2 separate regions of the Homo sapiens genome follow, and region 1 is linked to region 2. A link is a contact called in ENCODE Hi-C or POLR2A ChIA-PET data. All regions are on one chromosome and are shown on one strand. The core of a region is the stretch at or near the end of the contact, and the rest is flanking DNA. Distances in the headings are between cores, read along the strand shown.

Region 1 (6,462 bases), core at 2,172-4,671, 91 kb before region 2:
TGGATTCTACATTTGTAAAACCCCAAACCCAAGTCTGCAATGAGAATGCACATATCAAGTCCATGGGTCAGATTCCGTACTTAATAAACTCTAAGATGATTTTTCCTCCTTTCCCATTCCTGGGCTTACACATCCCAGAAGTATTTGTCTTTTAAAGTAGACAATATGAAGAGAGCAACATTCAACAGAAACAATGAATTTCTTAAAAAGGCAAGTTAGGCCCTGAGCACCTAGCCTGGGGACATATTCTGGGATATTACCATACCCTCCAGATTGTGCTGCTCATTACTGTGTTGAGGGTCATTGTTTAGAAGGGAGGATAAAATTTCTCAATTTCTAAAAAAAATTAATTTCAAATTCCTACTTTTCAATCACCAACTCCCAACTGCAGAAAAACTGCTGTGTCTCTGCAGATGGGTTTTATTTTATGTAGTGGGTATGTCTTACAAGAACTGTGCAATTTAAATGGTGGTCAATGTAATGATATTTTCCATGTTTATTTTGTGATAATTTTCTTTGCTTGTTTAACAGTTCAGGTTGTCTGATGCTATATTCAGACTACATATCTAAATTCTCCATCAGTGTGTCTGGGATTGTTTGAGTTCTTAGTAGGTTTTAACATCATTTAATGAGAAGATTTAGAAAACATTGCAACAATAAACCTAATGAACTTCACAACTTGTGAGGTGAGCAGGATAGGGATCCTCACGCTACTTTGCAGAAATAAAATTGAGATAAAGCAACTAATCCAAGGTCAAGCTATTACTTGAGTGTAACTGAGCCAAGAACATAGATTTTGCTATTATTGTTATGATTGCTGTTGTTTTGAGTACTAGAATATTAATTTCTATTACACTGCTGATTCTCTAGAAAAAAAAAAAAACTTTGAAGCCAGGTGTATTGGCTCATGCCTGTAATCCCAGCACTTTGGGAGGCTAAGGCAGAAGGAACACTTGAGCCCAGGAGTTCAAAATCAGCCTGGTGAAACCCTGTTTCTACAAAAAAAAAAAAAAAAAAAAAAAAAAAAAATTAGCTGGGCATGGTGGTGCAACCCTGTAGTCCTAGCTACTCAGGAGGCTGAGGTGGGAGCATTGCTTGGGCCCAGGAGGTGGAGGCTGCAGTAAGCCATGATTGCATCACTGCACTCCAGCCTGGGTGACAGGGTGAGACCCTATCACAAAAAATAAAAAAATTTAAAAAAGTTTGAATGTATTTACCAAAATAATTGGCAATAATTTTAAGCAACTAACATGTTTTATCATCTGCCAGACCAAGCACATTCCTTACTTTAAAAACTCCACAATGTTTCAGTGTATTTGGGTTTTGAAACCCAGAATCACTGTATTTTCCTTATACTGGTACACAGATAATTCTTAGTATTTATTTGCCAAGTCTTCACTTATGACATCAAAATTTAATTTGTGTTAAAAAAACTTTGTATAATATAGAATATTTTCAACATCATGATATTATATCCATAAAGTGTGTGAAACCAATATATTGAACTTTCCCAGAAATTATTTGTGTTTGAAACCAAAACTGGCTAAATAAAATATATCTCTATTGGGTAGTATGTGGAGACGATATGGAGAATAACAGGCATGATCTAGAGATGGTGCTGTATGTGCATATCTGTATTAATACTGAAACCAGTGATCTTCTCATCCCCTTTCCCTCTCTATGGCCATCACTTCCCACTAAACTTTTGGCGTCTGGGACAGGACAGTGCCTTTCTGTACCTAGCTCCCTTTAGTTAAAAAGTTGCCTTTTTACCAGTTCTTGGTAAAGGAACTAAGAAATTTTTTTTGATAGAAACTATACTCAGTTGTCATGATTATTAAAATTGGACTTTAAATAATTACCTGCACAATTGGAATGATACTACATTATCAATACTTACTCTCAAAATAAAGTGCTGATACTATTCTCATATTGAAGTCACCAATTGCAGGAAAACTGACGATTGGGGTCCTTAAGCCTTCCTGCAATGGTATAAAAGATTGGGTATTCAACTTTTTCTACTTTTGTTTTCTCTCTTTGAATAAAAACAGAAACACAATCTTAGGACTCTGTGCCTAATGAGGCCCAGAATTTGAATTTTCAGGCAGTCTCTGAGGACAATGCAGATAGAGGGAGGGGCATGCAGAGCAGAAGGCCTCTCTATGCTCCACTTTAGTGAGTACCTCTGAGCAGGTTCATTGCAATTCATTTCATCTTTATTTTTGTCCTTAAACAGAGTAGGAGAAAAGCAAGTCTGTGGAGAACATTTTATTGAAATGAGTTGGATTTATTGCTGGACTTGGTTATCTTGTTTTTGAGGAAATATTTGCATTTGAGGGAAAAAGTGTGTTTTATTACTTCATCTCTAGTACCATTTAAGGTATGTAATGATGGTTAGACATCAACCTGCAAAATATTTCTTCAGAGCACCCTGTCCTCTAGCTTCTCATATCCCAGTGATGCCAGATCCTAAATTAATTTCATGCACACAAACTCAACATTATTATCTCCATTTTTATGCTTTATCTAGTGAGTTAAGCATCTTAGAGAAATCGTTTTTTTGTTTGTTTGTTTCCCCTAACTGATCTTGGACAGACTGTTAAAAAAAAAAAAACTATAAAATGTTGTCACATTTTTTTCCTCTTGACCAGACTTCACGTCCCAGCTTGATGACCTTCACACTACAATAATGTTGCCTATTTCTAATAGTAAAAAGTTCCAGTTCGTTATAACCAAAAACTCAAAGAAATCGACTATCAGTCTTGAAACCCCTTACATATTATCTTTAAATAGAGTTCATAAAGTTGTGGCAACACCCACCAAAAACAGACATGAGGCAGATTGATTCATCAGCACCTAATGAGTTAATTAAGAAACAAAAATACAAGAACACACAGAATTATGGCCAGCCTGGCCTTGCTTATTCAGTTTTAGTCAGAGACCACAACTTCTTTCAAATAACCCCAGTTTATTTTCAAAAAAAAAAAAAAAAACCCTGTCTTCAGACAGGATATGGGGGAGGAGTTAAGTGGTGATGTTTTACACATGCACATCTGGATACAGTCCAATTATTTCCCTTAAACATTCCCCCAGTTGTTTTCATTTTGCTCCATGCTTTGGCATTCATAAATTTGTGAGATTAATTGTGTGTCAGCAGTCTGCAGGCCTGGAGCTGGGCACCAGTTTAGTAGCAATACGGCTACAAAACAACTCTGTAGAGAAATACGTTCACATATTTAAAAAGGAAAGCATAGTCACATAGTTCGTTTCTGTTTAATATCAGGCATTGACGTTATGCATAAAGAAGGTAGTGTAATCTTTCAGGGAATTGCCCTAATAGCAAGATATATATAGATATATATCTCCACGCCTACCAGAAATATGTGTGTGTGTGTGTGTGTGTGTGTGTGTGTGTGTGTGTAAACTCAAGTGTTTTAAAGCATAAGAAAGGATTCATCAAGAGGAAAAATGAAGAGTTCAGGGCTGGACATATTTGTGTTCCTTGTTTTCATCTGATTATTTTGAAGGGCGTGTCAACAGATTGCATTTCTTGTCTTGGAAATGTACTAACAATTAAAATCACCTTTGCCAAAAAGAACCAACTTATCTTAGAGATGGTGGAGAAGCATCTTTATTTTAAAAGATGTTTTGCAAAGCCTCTTATGCTTTCAAAATTACTATATGAAAAGTGAAACTAGAAGCTTTCTGCCCTGATGTGTAGGCCTCACAGTCCAGATTATGAGCTCAGCTAAGGAAGAGCTGTGTTCCCCAGAGCCCAGCGGAGTGGCGGCACTTGGTAAGTGCTCCGTACTTGCCAGTTGACAACAAAAGAACTATCATTTAAATGTTGGTAAACAGATATTTATTCTTGTTTAATGTTATTTTGCCTTATATCCATGAGTAGGAAATAAACTATTAGATATTGTGACATTTTTCACAAGTAAATGCCACATGCCAAAGTAAGGTAATAGGTAGGGCAAATTTTCATACATATACATAACAGAGGAGAGTGTTCCAGATTAAAGTTCTGAGATTTGCAACATCAGTATTGGGAGGAAACTGGCAGCTTCTCCTCTAACCCTCTACAGAAACACAAAACAGCTATTGGAAACATGTAGAGCATTCCTCTGGAAAATAATTAGGCTTCAAATAAATCATATGCTATTCCTGCAATAAAAGAAGGAAACTTTTTATGATCTTCTGTTTTCCCTCAAGTATGCTATATGTTGAGAAGTTTTACCTAAATCACACTGTATTCTAGCAGTAAGCTCTTAATTATATAAGAAATAAAATGCATTGCAGATATTACAATGAATCCACTTGTCCTTAGACTATTTATCTATCAGAATATTTTCTAGGCCAATATATTTGAAGGCTACTGAGAAAATCACACACTGTTCTTTGGCTTTAGTTTCCTTGTGAGTAAAATGAGGTGCATAATCTCAGCCCTATCTACGATACAGGGTAAAAGTCAGGATCTAACGAGTGAAATTGGTAAACCATAAAGAACAAACAAGTGTTGGTTAGCATGCAGTAAACATACAAACTCTCCTACTCATGGTTCTGTATTGAAAAACCGAAATACATAGTATCTTATTCTTTACATAAATTAATTTACTGATCTTGAGACCTAACTGAATCATGATAGTATATCCACATAGACTAGATTTGTTCCTACAGGGCAAACTGCCATGCATTCATGCTAAACTATACAAGAGCAGCCAGGTAACAGAAGGCAATGCTGCTTCAAAAACACTGCAAATTTGACTCAGAACTCAGAGACACGGTATGATATTTGTAACATATTTACAGATACAATTAGGCTTTACTGAAGCTAATTGATTTTCACCACCTGAGCTTATTATCTACTAATGGTAGGGTTCTAGTCGTCTAATCCCTGCTATGTACGCCATGGGCGAAAATCTAATTAACCTCTCAGAGCCTTAGTTTTTTAATACATAAAAAAGTAATAACACCTGCTCTGATGAAGCTATTGTGAAGATTAAAATGTGAGATATGAAGAAGTGCTTTTACAGAGTAGTCACCCAGTACTTATTGGTTATATCTAAAAATTATTGAATCTGTATTCCCAAAACTATGCTGGAAAATAAGTCCAGAATTAAATAAGGCCACAAATAATCCAAGCAGAAATGATCCGGCATAGCATCATTAAAATATACACACATATTTATAAATATTGCCTGTATACATTTTTCTTAGAAAGTCCATGTAAGTTATACAGAAGCTGAAATAAACCATAGCAAAAAAAACTTCTCCCCTCTTCTCAATGACATCTTGAATTTAGCAGTTCTTATTTTATTTTAGTAGAATAATACTTCTATTAAATCACTTTAATGATAATTATAATTAATACTTATATAATCCTTTAACTTTTCAAAGCACGTTCATACCAATTATTTTCTTTTGGTTTCCAAACAACATTATGAAAATATAATCTTGAATTTAATACCAGTTAAATACTAGTGGGAGTAACAAACTTTGTCAAAACTAAGATGCAATAACACTACTCAGAAAAGCTTTGCAACACAACCAGTGGCCAAATTCCACTTCATTACATGTAGATCACAGTCCACAAATGACAATCAGTCACCACTAATAATAAACAAAAAATTTTTGGATTCTAGTCCAGGCAGGAGAATGCTTTTCATGAATGCAAAATTAGAGGTGACATTCTGAAAGTAGGCTCCACAAAACAACTAGCTCAGCATTCTAAGTCCAGTTTCATTCAAAGTACACACAGATAACTACTATCACCGCCCTGGCTTTAGAGTATTAGCTCACCCAGCAGTTCAAAGCATTCCTTATATTTTAGACTAGAGGAGGATCACCATTTTTGCTCTATTTTATGGACTGAGACATAAAGCGATAGAGACATGCCCATGGAGCTGGAATAAGACTTATTCTATTTCATCTCCATAAGGTGACCCCTTAACCCCCTGCAATCTAGCTTCTGTCTTTACCATTGTATTGACAATGAAATCCTAAAGATCACTGATGATCAACTAATAATCAAACCCAGTGACTTACTCTTTCTTCCTTTCATTGATATCTCTGTAACATCAGCTTGAAGTTGAAGTAAACCAGGGTCCATTCTCTGTCTCTCTTTCTCTCTCTGTTTTGCTCTCTTGCTGTATCTCTTGCACACCCTTTCTCTCTGTCTCTCTCCCTCTCTTCATCATCACGGCATGCACTATCTTACTACCTTGCTTCTTTTAACTGCTTCATCTATGTTCATTCCTATCCCTTCCTTACTTGTGGATTCTCTGACTTACACATCAACCTCCTACTCCCCTCTCCAGTCATCTTCACTTCATATATGTAAAAAATTTACTACTGTACTCTCAGAATTATACAGACTCAAGTACATAATAAATACTCAATAAATATTTTTAAATAAATGAATAAATTACTCTCAATGGAAAAATCAATCTCTGGACACTT
Region 2 (6,715 bases), core at 979-3,478:
ATTGTAACATTAATAACATACGAGTTGACATATTTGCAGTGTCTCACAGGTACAGAGGAGAGTTGTAATGGAAATTAAGTTAATGATTATTGAGTATATGCCATGTTCTAAGTGCTTTATCGATATTAATCATTTTTATTCTCACAGCAACCCCATGAAGCAGTTACGATTATTCTTCTTGTTTCATAGATGAGGAGAGAAGCTAAGTGACTTTCCCAAAATCACTCAGCTAATAAGTGGTAGTACCAAGTAGCATGGCTCCGCATCACAAACTCTTTGTGATATTGTCCAGTCTCACTGCTTTGAATTCCAATATATTCTGACAACTCCTTTAATGCATCTCTGGTTTGGATCTGCCATGTAGATCCAAATATGTATGAGTCCCAACTCTGGACTTATTGATGTTTTTAACAACTTAACCTCATCACTTGGGTATTTAATGGGCATATCATTCTTAATATTTCAAAACTAAACTCCTGAAATCCCCCCTAAAATCTGTTCCACCCACAGTCTTCCTTCCTCCTCTTAACTAATGGCAATTCTATACCATACATTCAAGTTCCTTGGCCAAAATCTTTGTCTCCTCTTTCTCTCACAACCCATATCCGACCATCAGAAAATGCTGTCGACTACTTTCTTATAATAAATTTAACATTTAACCATCTTTTCATCACTTCCATTGGTCCCACCTTGGTCCAAGACACTGCCATCCCTCATCTGGATTACTGTAATCATTTATTCTCTGGTCTCTGCTTCCACACTTGTCTCCCTGAAGTCTATTCTTAACAGACACCAGAGTGATACTTTCAGAAGGACTATGTTAACTCTTCTGCTCGAAACCGTGTACTGCATCAACACCATTCCATTTAATGGTAAAAACCAAAGTCCATACAAGGGTCTACAAGGCCCTACTCAAGCAACCCCCACTACTGCCTCTTTGACTCATCTCCTCCTACCCTTCACCTTGTTCCCTGAAGAGTTCCAGCCACACTGGCATCTGCTCTTTTTCAAACCCACCCAATACACTCCCATTTAGAGCCTTCAGGCAAGCTAGCTCCCTAGGATGTACTTCCCGCTTTCATCTGCATGGTTCCCAACATCTCTTTCAAGTCTTCATTCAAATCCTTCTTTTCAGTTAGGACTACTCTGACCACCCTATTTATAACCGCATCCCTCCCTTCCTCCAAGACTATCATCCCCTTTACCCTGTTTGATTTTTCTGTCTGGCATTTCTCACCTTCCGATACACTACACGGTGTATTTATTTTTTGTGTTTGTCTGCCCTTTTCCATTAGACTGTAAGCTCCTAATGAGCAGGGGTTTGCGTCTGTTTTGTTCACTGCTATATCCCCAGGGCCTGCAAAGGACATGGCACATGGTTGGTTTCATGAAATATCTGTTCGATGAAAAGCCCAATGAAGTTGATGCCATTATAACCCTCATTTTAGACATAAGCACAGAGGGTTAAAAGCCAGAAAGGACTCCAACAACTTAACAACAGAGCCCACACGTTTCATCACTAGGTTACTCTATCCCTCAAAAGGACAAAGGCTTTCTTTTGGTGGATCCATGAATAAACACGTATCAATATAAGAAACACAACTCATTTTGGTTATTCTGGGAAGATCAGCAATACTCAGTATTCTTACAGATTGTTTAATAGTTTATGGAAGCTGTTTTGGAGATCAATGAAATGGTCTAAAATAGAGAAAAGGGAGACTAAAGCTCTCAGTCAACTGTTTAAAGTGATGGGATGTTGTGCTGCAGTAACAAGTTAGAAATCAACACCACACTTAGAACAGCTGATCAAAATAAGTTTTTAATAAACTCCTCTGATACATTTAAGCTGCTTTCCTTCACTCAAACTCATGAAAAAACACTGCATTCAACTGAAGGTGGGCAGGGGGTGGGTGGTGAAAGGCCATACTGTATTTGGTTGCTAAAAATATTTTGTGTATATATTTTTTTCCAATTTAAAATTTGCTAATTTCAACTTCTTCCTTCCTTGTTTTTTATTTTTCCAGCTTTCTGTTAAATGGTTAATCCTCTTAATTACGATGAAATTATTTCCTCTTTAACCATTTCTCTGAACAATCTAAATCTACATTATTCAGGTCTTGTAGGTGAGGCTGTGAAAGAGGTAACCAGGATCCAATGTGCCCACACCGCCCTCTGGCTGCCCTCATGCCCTGGCGCACACAGCGTCTTGAGTAGCACTCTCCTAAGGGCTTCGGATCTCCTCCTTACTTTCTTTTTCCACATTAAATGTCACTTTTCCAGCACCCTCCAGGCTTCCTGCTCTTCCAGGAATGCATGAGAAAACTACTATTATAATGAGATCATGACACCTTCATAGGTTATGTTTATCTCTTCCAAGCACCATAATTGTGTTTTAGGAGTAATGTTTTCACTGAAACACTGACTAGTGGTGAAAACCTGTGATAGACCCACAGGTGCTTCCTTTGAACAAATTATTGTAGACCCTAAAATTATGTATCAGTCCCCTTCAAATCACTTAAGGGAAAAGAAGTTGAATGTAAAGCAAAAGCCGCAAAGATCGTTAATGACTCCTTTGCTACCTTAGGTGAAAAGTTTGATCAAAATGGACTTCAGTCGCTCAGCTATAAAATGTGTATATGTGTGTCATAAAGGAGACAGACAGAAACAGAGACAGAGAGGAGGGCTAGAGGACTAAACAAGTTGTTTCTTAGGTTCCTTTTAGGTCCAATATTCCTTGAGATGCAAAATTACTCTCAGAAGCTTATAAGCTACACTAGATAAAGACAATGTCCATTGACAGTTTCCATCTGTGAAATAATGCATATTTAGGATCTACCACTTGTAAGAATATGCCAAAGGAAAAGTAGATTTACTTTATAAGCCAATCTCAAATATTAGAGTTAGAAAAAACACTAAGTTGCCTCTATTTTCCACCTAAAGAATCTTTTTGCAGCAATTGGCCCCATAAACTTAAACATTCTGTTGCTAATGATGTATTTAGCTACTTGAAGTTACTTCAAAAGCAACAACAACAAAAAAAGCTGCCTGCTTAGAATACATTCTTTCTCATAATTCTTCTGCATAATAATTGAACTGAGAGTATTTCAAAACATTTATTTAAAAATATGTTCCTTAAAAAACCTGTAAGGACTTGCAAGTTAACTTGAGCCCTTGGACATGTTCTTGGATATAGTTACTTAACCAATTAACTCTGAAATATTATAAAACATACCTATGTATGGTGTTTTAGTTTAACATAAATCAAAAACTATAGGGCACGAACTCCGTAGCATATAAAAATATGAATAAGGTATAGTTCTTGTTATCAAAAGCCTACAATTTGTCTGGTACAAGTAATGATATGCATACACAAAACAAAAATAACAAATAAAAAATAAAATCCATATTAATAAACATGTGAGGATGTAATAGAAAGCAAAAACAAAGTGCTTCTGTTTTAAATGTGGGATATAATTACCCATATCTTCTCATATGTGTGTGCGTGTGTGCACGCACATTTGTCGTTTGTCATATAAATTCCTACTACACACAAGTCACTGTGGAAGGCTTTGCCAGAACACTAAAACGTAGAACCAAATTGGTGTATGCTGAGACATAATGATTCTAAAAGTATATAACAAGAAGTTTAAACTTCTATAAAAATAAGAGTACATTAGAAGACAATCAGAGAACCCCTAATGTTATCTCTTGGCTCAAAACTTTTTTGCACAGTGTCCTATCCTTGTCTATGATGTGTGACCATTTATCAAATAAATCCTATACCATTGTAATTTCTCTGAATGTTCAGGGACAAGAAATATAATTTCAGATGATATGATCTGAACTGTTTGTAGCAAACTTGAAAAGAAGATAAACTTTAATAAAGGAAAACAAATGACTACGTTCCAAGAGAATAGACTGGTATTAGCAAAGCCAGGAAGTAGAAAGATGAGGCATATGGGGAAGTTGTGGAGAGTAAAACTATTATGGTAGAATTATCCAATCATAGACTGGGGTTTGTAAGTGATCTTAAAAGCCATCTAGTATAATAACTGTACGTTGGGGCCAGTTATGGAGAATTTGGCTGTTACTCTGAAGGCAGCAGAAAACATTCCATGTTTCTGTGCCAGCAAGTGACATGATCAAGGCAATGTTTTAGTACAAATTAGTTCCCTGAAATGCATAGTATTGACTCAAGCAGAGAAGACAGGAAGCAGTCAGCCCAGACCCCCTGTCTCTGACTATTGGAGTCCTGTCCAGTCTTAAAACTCCAATCAAGCATCATGCCTGAATTATGCCTTTTTAGAAACCTCCAGTTATCTCTCCTTTTCATGCACTCCCAAAGCCTTGGTCTGTGCCTGTATTTTATAAACAAGATTGTAAGTTGGGTTTCCAACAATGCCTGCTCCTTGATAGTCAAGAGCATCAATCTTGGTATTTCTACCTCTCTCATCACTGACATTACCTAGCAGAGGGTTTATGGTAGTATCTTAAGAAATACGTATGGAATTCTGTTTTGATGCCAGGGTTATTTACAACCAGACTATCAATGATCATCTGTACTAGGAAACCTAAATAATTTGAAGAAGCATATCATAGGCATGTGTTAAAGCAAAAGTATGGTACAGTTAGGGATCCCAAAGTGGTCAGACTGGCTGCAGCATGGACTTAGGGAGTAGAGTAGAAAGGAATAGTAACAATAGAATAGGCTGAAGAGGTAAACAAGATACAGATTATAGAGAGCCTTGGAAATTACATTAATAAGTTTAGACTTTATTCTGAAAGTAACAGAGAATCTCAGAAGGAATGAGAAAGAGGATGACAGGGGTACAGAGAGACTGTTGTAGTAACTCAAGTAAGAGAAGACTAACTTTAGTAGTGGCAATGATGATAGAAAGAAATAGATGAATTCAAAAAATATTATGGAGATAGAATCACATGAACTTGGTAAAGATGGATGGAGACAAAGATATGAGGGGAACAAGGAGCAAAGAATAGGACTGGGAGGTGCCATCCACAGAAAGTGGGAACAACATAGAAGTTAAAAATTATAAGAGCAGATGAGGAGTTTAGTTTGGGACTAGAAGGTTGAGGCTTCTCTAGGATATATAAGTAGAGATGTCCAATAGACATCTGAATATGGTACATAGTCCAGTGAAAAGTCTTGAAATGAAGATCTAGATTTGGAGTCATCAGATAAAGTTGGCAACTAAAACCATTGGAGTGGGTAAGATCCATTAGGAATAATGCAGTGAGTGAGAAAGAAGGGGGTCTAGGGTGGAAAATTGATTAAAGAATAGTTCTTAAGCCATGATCAGAAGATGAAGAGCTCCTAAAGACTGAGAAGTGGCTAGAGTGAAAAGAGGAAAACCAGGAGAGAGTGGAAGGTTATTGAAGCAAAGGAACAGATCTCTTCAAGAAGGAGTGATTAACGGTGGTGTCAAATGAAAGGCTCAGAATTGTCCATTGGATTAACTGTTTTGTCCTGGACAAAAGCAGTCTCAGTGGAGTGGAGTGGTAGAAACTAGATTGCAGTGGGCCGAAAAGTGAAAGGAAGATGAAAAAGAGAATGGAACACAGACTAAGGCCACTCAAAGAGGGCTCAGATGCATTAAGGAAATGGAGAGTCCCTTTGAGATGTAGATTCCATAGCAAATATCAGAGTGTGCCTCTACCTCTACCCACATTTCAACTGCTCAACAGCCACATACAGGTAGTAGCTTCTGTACTGAACAGCACAGATTATACGATAGTTCCATCATCTCAGAAACTTCTATTGTGCAACAGTGCTATAGAGTAAAGAAGCTCTTTTAGACTTGTTTAGTAGCAATTAAGAGGCTTCCTTGCTCTTTCTCTCAGTAGCTACCACCATAGGTCACCACTAAGCTGTCAATAAAGTAGGACCCACAGTGAAGGTCCCAGAGCCATCAGCCGGAGTCACTATACTGTAGGGCTCTGCCGTCCAATGCAGTAGCTGGTAGCCAGATTAAAACTTTAATTAGATTGAATTAAATTAAAAATTTATTGCCTTCATTGCACTACCCACATTTCAACTGCTCAATAGCCACATACAGCTAGTGGCTTCTGTATTGAACAGCACAGATTATACAATAGTTCCATCATCTCAGAAAGTTCTATTGTGCAATGGTGCTACAGAGTAAAGCAATTTTAGACTGTTCTTTTATATTATCCAAGAAAGATTATGAACACTTCACAAGAGTCCCAAGAGTGTAACTTATCACAGGTTACACTGTGATAGTCCAGGCTCCGTCCAATCAGACTGAAGCCAAAGGGAGAAGAAACAATGTCCGTTTCTCCTCCAGGATCTTTAATGAAGGCTCAGGCTATTATGCAAGAAAATCTTACAGAACTTGGGAGTCTGCAAAAGAAGAATCACTTACCTCCTAAGATTCATGTTAAGGATGAAGATGAAGTTTAAAATAACATATTTGAGGATGAAAGAGAAAACTGGAAGTCTACTTATTTTTAAAATGGTGCTTGGAACATTGGAATTTATAACTTATTTGAACAGGATATGTGAATGGTATCCTTTCAAGTTGCTCAATCCTGTATTTCTACTTGACAACAATCTCAGTAAGCAACCAAGCATTTAATTCCTAAATTTGCATATAAGTCAAAAAAAGGATCTTTTTATACTCCAATACCTAAGTTTTGATTCCACAAGAGAGAGAACATTCTCATGTAAGATTAGGAA

What was found. A loop is a pair of places that touch in the nucleus more often than their neighbours do. ChIA-PET counts read pairs that join two places held with the same protein, here RNA polymerase II (POLR2A). Pooled maps may share reads with other maps.
Region 1: a map of naive thymus-derived CD4-positive, alpha-beta T cell shows a loop between it and region 2 (6-fold over the local background). The contact joins two enhancer-like sites. A Hi-C loop is called at or near these places in 5 of 168 maps with a recorded cell type or tissue (B cell, GM12878, mesothelial cell of epicardium and 1 more), 9 of 37 single-sample maps with no recorded cell type and 15 of 50 pooled maps. POLR2A ChIA-PET finds 5 or more read pairs at or near these places in 2 of 52 experiments (GM12878 and WTC11).

Annotation. Positions count from the first base shown.
Region 1 is chr1:172,178,335-172,184,796 of GRCh38, reverse strand. The region is part of intron 14 of DNM3 (dynamin 3); the gene reads right to left. Among named protein-coding and RNA genes, the nearest start is that of DNM3OS, 37 kb to the right of the region's middle. RefSeq lists an enhancer at 3,602-3,651. Within about 2 kb of position 3,421, at least 25 of the 41 ENCODE cell types and tissues checked have a DNase peak (open chromatin) inside an H3K27ac peak, as active enhancers do.
Region 2 is chr1:172,085,869-172,092,583 of GRCh38, reverse strand. All of the region lies in intron 12 of DNM3 (dynamin 3), which reads right to left. Among named protein-coding and RNA genes, the nearest start is that of MIR3120, 50 kb to the left of the region's middle. Within about 2 kb of position 2,228, at least 2 of the 41 ENCODE cell types and tissues checked have a DNase peak (open chromatin) inside an H3K27ac peak, as active enhancers do.